Regions from separate parts of the Homo sapiens genome. Here region 1 is linked to region 2. A link is a loop called in an ENCODE intact Hi-C map of the cell type or tissue named here. Cell type or tissue: heart left ventricle. All regions are shown on one strand. Links, peaks and the distances in the headings refer to the core of each region. The heading gives the core; the rest is flanking DNA.

Region 1 (2,828 bases), core at 144-2,643, 45 kb before region 2:
TTTTTAATTATTGAGTTTTTTGAGCATGCTATTTTAAGATTACTACATTTAATTATTTTTGTTTGTTATACAAAATAAATTGATATGACATAGGAATCCAAAATCTTAGGCCCATGGACCAAATCTGTTTTGTTAGTAACACTTTTGCAAATTTTTTTTTTTTTTGTAAATGAAGTTTTATTGGAAAACAGCCACACTCATTTATATTTCCTATGGCTGCTTTTGTGCTAGAGTGTCAGAGTTGAGTAGTCATGATGGAGACTGCCTGGTTCACAAAGCATTAAATATTTATGATTTGGCCCTTTCCAGAAAAAGTCTGCCAACATCTAATGTAATAAATATAAATGTATAGATAATATATAAATTAAAATTAGATTGAAAACTCTTTGGGTTTTATCATCATCTATCCTTCAAATTACCTAGTATAATAATTTATACATTATAAATATTCAATGACTGTCACTTCAAATGAATAAATTATTTCAAGTGGCAGAAAAGATTATAGTAACAGAAATGGCAATAATGAATCTAAAAAATCTATAAGAATTCATGAAGTTCAACAGCCTAAAATAGACACAAATGCTAATAGATCTGGTAGCTAGATCTGTTAGCTATTAGAGTTTTGTTTTTTTTTTTTCCTTTTGAGTCAGAGTCTTGCCCTGTCACCCAGGCTGGAGTGCAATGGCGCGATCTTGGCTCACTGCAACCTCCGCCTCTCAGGTTCAAGCATTTCTCCTGCCTCAGCCTCCCAAGTAGCTGGGATTATGGGCGCACGCCACCGCGCCTGGCTGATTTTTGTATTTTTAGTGGAGATGGGGTTTCGCCATAGTGGCCAGGCTGGTCTCGAACTCCCGACCTCAAGTGATCTGCCCACCTTAGCCTCCCAACGTGCTAGGATTATAGGCGTGAGCCACTGTGCCCAGGCTTAGAGTGTTAATTCATAATTTTTATCTATACTAGTTGTTTGTGGGATTCTTATATTGATTGAAACCTCTGTGTTTTAAGAATATTATCATGGGTCATTATCAAACAATAGATTAAAACATGATTGGGAATAGTCAAAAGCAATCAGTGGTAACAAGAGAGTGACAGTAAGGGGCACATGGGAGTTTTCCTTCAGTGATGAAATTGTTCTAATGTCTTGATTGGGTTTATACGTTAGAGTATGTTGCCATATGCATTTTGTATCTTCATTTTTTTTTATTTTAAGTTAAAAATGTTATTTTGGGAGATTTTAAAATTATGTCTTTTGATACCCTTACATAATTAAAAGAAGGGAAGGGCTTTGCGAGGCATCCAGATTTATTCCATGATCTTTTCTCTAGTCACCATTAAATACTGGCAGTTATTTCACTGTGGTAAGTGCACAGTGTTAAGAGAAGGAGTCATTGATCTCTAATATGTATGTTGTCTTTTCTTTAATAGATGTCTTTTTTTGCCCAGTTTGGCCCCTCATAATGCTCCTACAAATAATACCGTCACAACAGGTCTTATTGATGGGGCTGTGGTCAGTGGCATTGGTTCTGGTAAGTAATATTTGCTTTCTGCTTATGAGTTTTTTTTCTAGTAGATTATATATAATTTAGAGTTTATTTGCTTTTGTTGGCATCTTTTAAAAAATATAAATATTAATCAACACAGACTTTTTTTTTTAATTTTTACTGTAGGTGAAAGATTCTTCCCTCCTCCCTCCGGCTTAAGTTACTCTAGCTGGTTTTGTATTGAACATTTTAGTTCTCCTCCAAATAACCACCCTGTCAGACTTCTTACTGTTGTGCGCCGAGCAAATTCTTCTGAGCAACATTACGTGTGCCTTGCAATAGTTCTATCAGCAAAAGACCGATCTCTGATTGTTTCCACCAAAGAGGAACTCCTCCAAAATTATGGTCAGTATTTTTTTTTGTTTTCTTCTTTTGATTATAGAAGTATTAAAACTTCATTTTTGTATTTATTTTAAAAGTCCAGCTAATAATAACTTTTCAGCTTAAATTATTATAGCATAGAACAAGTTACATAAAACATTGAATATTGCTTACCAGTGAATTTTAAGGCACTTTCAAAAGAGACTTACAAAACAGTGGAGGGAGTGAGTACCTAATAAGGACTAATCTCTACTTGCCAAGAAATCACAGCTTTTCCTAGGAAAGCAGGTTGCTTGTTTGATGTATTTTGGTAAGGATTATCATTGGCTGTGAATTCTGCTTAATTAATTAATATTCATTGAGCACCTGCCTGCCATATGTGCCACACTGTGCTAGCCACAATAACATTTCAATTACCTTATCCATCACTTACCTTCAAGATGTAATACATACTATTTTATAATTCTAATTCCTTAGTTTTCTCCAACATGCCATGACTTTACAGTGCTGTACAGTAGAACTCCAAACTCAAGGCATTCATGAAGATCCTGCTAAATGATAAATAATTTAAAATATAAATCTCAATTTACTTAATTTTCTTTGCTCAAGAATATAAGCATTTTGTATAAATGTGATTTTTTTGGTCATCTAATTTTGTTCTTTTAGCTAAGTAAAATAATATCACATATTAATTGACATGTGGTTGGTGTTCAATAAATATTAATATAATATGAATGTTAGTCTTTTAATTAGATTGTAAGGTTGTAGTATTCCTCATGGTACCTAGCACAGAGCTAGGCATCAATATAGTTAGTACTTTAAAATTCTTGTTATGACGCTTTATTTGCCCCTTTAGTAGCATGTAGTCCTGTTGACTAATTCGTCCTAATTAAAACTACCTCCAGTCTTGCATTTGAGAATACTCACTATTTCTCTGATCTTTGTTTTGCAATTTCCTTCAATCGC
Region 2 (2,828 bases), core at 153-2,652:
ATCTCCAGCAGAAGAGTTTAAAGCGTTTGCAGCAGACACAGGGATGAACAGGAGCCAATCAGAGTACTGCAATGTGGGCACCAAGACATATCTGACCAATCACCCGGCTAAAAAGTTCGTTTTTGACTTCATGCGGGTCTTAATCATAGACAACCTCTGTCTCACTCCTGCCAGCAAGCAAACTCCACTAATTGATCTTTTGTTGGAGGTAAAGAAAAAGAAACGCATTTACATCTCTTTTGCATTACTTTTTAAATTAGAACATTAGTAACCAAACAAGTTCTATAACAAGGATTTCTAATTCCTCTTGTTTATGTGTAGGCAGAACATGTTATAGGCTGTGGAAAGTTCTTAATCCCACATGTGCTTTAAACCCTATCAGTTTGTTCTTTTCCTTCCCTCAAGGATGTCTCTAATTCAGTCCTTTATCATCCTTTCTCTAAGAGCTGGCGAACTTCTTCTGTAAAAAGCCAAATAGTAAATATTTTAAGCTTGTGGGCCATACGGTCTCTGTCACATCTGTTCAAGTATGTTGTAGCTAGAAAGCAGCCATGGACAATACGTAAGAGAATGAGCATGGCAGTGTTCTGATAAAACTTTATCTACAGAAACAGCACAGGCTGGATTTGGCCCACAGGCCATAGTGTGCCAACCCCTTCCCTGGACATTAACAGTGCCTAGTGGCATTGTCTTCTTACCTTATAATTTCCTACATCAATTTCTCTTACCTGTCATTGCCAGGTATTACTGTTGTCAGTGTCCTGTGCAACTTAAGACATGGTGCATTGTACAGAACAGGTGCCCAGGATGTACTTGTTAAATTCCCCAAGGCAGCAAACTTCTAGGTTGGCTGCCTGCCCATTCTCCTGACAATTGATATGAATCAACTGATGCATCAGAAAATGAGAGTGGCTCTAAGCCTTTAAGTGACCTCATTGCTGCCTCTAGAAATTAGCTATCCCAGAAAAGCATTAAAAAATGTTTACCTAGAAAAGTCTGAAGATATCACAGAGAGAAAATTTAATACAATGTAATTAGTTGCATATACATTAATGTTCTTTTGACCAATTCATATAAATAAGGTCAAACAGTCCATGCCAGGGGCTCTGAAAATAACATGTTTTATGAAAGAGTAAATCTGTGGAGAAGACTGCTTTTCTCCCTGAGGAACTGCACTGTCTCTCAGCAGTTTGACAGCTGAACCTGAGATTTTTTTTTTTTGTGCTCCCTCTAGTGGCTAGTACAGTTAACTTATAAATAGAAACCTGAAAACCACATGTTTATCTTATTCATGCGAAAGTATCTCAATTTGGTCAATTTTTTTTAAAATCACTAATGTAATTAGGGTACCAGTTATGCTAAGCATTTAACCAGGATGACAGTGTTTAATAATGGCAGGAGAATAATTGGTTTCCTCACTAATGCATGTGGTAGAATTAAAAAGCAGGCCCAATGGAACGTCTCCCCTTTGGAAACTTTAAAAAGCTCTAAGAGAGATGACCAGTATCTTACTGTATAGGGTAAAAATTTGAAGCATTTTATGAAAAAGTGAAATAGTTTATTGGAAAATAATAGGATAAAGTCCAGAAGAGATGTGTGCAAGAAAGCATAACTGATCAAAAAAGGAAAATACATACATGAAAGATATGGAATGACTGGAAACATACAGTGATAGCATTTTCAAGCTTCTGGTACCTGAATAGCTAATTAATTACCCATATTTAAATTGTATAATTGCCCTTTATTTTTGTTTTCTATATTTTTTAGTAGGAAGAATTTGATATATAATAACATGTATTAACCTTGAAGTAAGGTTCTCTTTGTTGTGGGCATGAATTTGCCCTACGGTAGAATAGTGCTTCAATATACTAGCGAGTAGGAGTACAGTTCAGGGAAAAGCAGGGGGTGTCAGGATTGAAGCTTCCAGATAGATTATAAACTGCTTAGAGAACAACTTTCATGTGTTCCTTCATCTCTCACAACTTTTAGCACAGTGCCTTGGTGTATTCTGTCAGTACAGTAAGTCCTCACTTAACGTCATTGATAAGTTCTTGGTAGCTGCAACTTTAAGCAAAATGATGTGTAACAAAACTAAATTTTTTTCCTCGTCAACCTTATAATAAAACTAGGTTGAAGGAAATGATGTTATTTGAGGACCTGCTGTACATTGTTTCACTTAAAGTTGCAGTTGCCAGGAGCCTGTCAATGACATTAAGTAAGGCTTAGTGTATTTTTGAATCATTTAACTATTAACTTCATCCCTGGAAATTCCCAAACAGGAAGATAGGATACTATCTAATAAAGAACATAGAAATTTACTTTTAAATATTTTGAGTATCTTTAATATACATATGCAGAATACATATACAAAAAAAATTATATTAATGAAATATTAACATTCTATGTCTTCCAATGGTGTAACAGAATAAATTATAAACATATGATTTTGAAAATTATGATTATGAAGTCTTTATCCATGAAGAGATTCAAGAAGAAAATTAGGTTGAGCATGGTGGCTCATGCCTGTAATCCCAACACTTTCTTTGGGAGGTCAAGGCAGAAGGATTGCTTAAAGTTAGGAGTTCAAGACCAACCCGGGCAACAGGTGAAATCCCATCTTTACAAAAAAATTAGCCATAGCCAGTGTTGTGGTGCGTGCCTGTATCCTACCTACTGGAGGCTAAGGTGGAAGGATCGCTTGAGCCCAGGTGTTCAAAGTTGCAGTGAGCCGTAATTACACCACTGCATTCCAATGCATTCCAGCCTGGGTGTCAGAGTGAGACCCTGTCTCAAAAAAAAAAAAAGAGAGAGAGAATTATCTTACATAT

Evidence for each region. A loop is a pair of places that touch in the nucleus more often than their neighbours do. Peaks named below come from ENCODE experiments on the same cell type or tissue, not always from the same donor. Only the 100,000 strongest peaks of a DNase experiment are listed, where the experiment ranks them.
Region 1: a loop joins it to region 2, with 2.2 times the contacts of the local background. A loop is called at or near these places in 4 of 110 quality-filtered maps.

Annotation. Positions count from the first base shown.
Region 1 is chr4:84,793,577-84,796,404 of GRCh38, reverse strand. WDFY3 (WD repeat and FYVE domain containing 3) reads left to right here. Exons shown (of 68, transcript NM_014991.6): 20 at 1,426-1,526; 21 at 1,668-1,886. Among named protein-coding and RNA genes, the nearest start is that of WDFY3-AS1, 1.7 kb to the left of the region's middle. In heart left ventricle, for the core only: no CTCF peak of the experiment used is centred there; no DNase peak of the experiment used is centred there.
Region 2 is chr4:84,748,863-84,751,690 of GRCh38, reverse strand. It overlaps WDFY3 (WD repeat and FYVE domain containing 3), which reads left to right. Exons shown (of 68, transcript NM_014991.6): 36 at 1-208. Among named protein-coding and RNA genes, the nearest start is that of WDFY3-AS1, 46 kb to the left of the region's middle. In heart left ventricle, for the core only: CTCF peaks have their summits at 1,027 and 1,229 (motif pointing left); no DNase peak of the experiment used is centred there.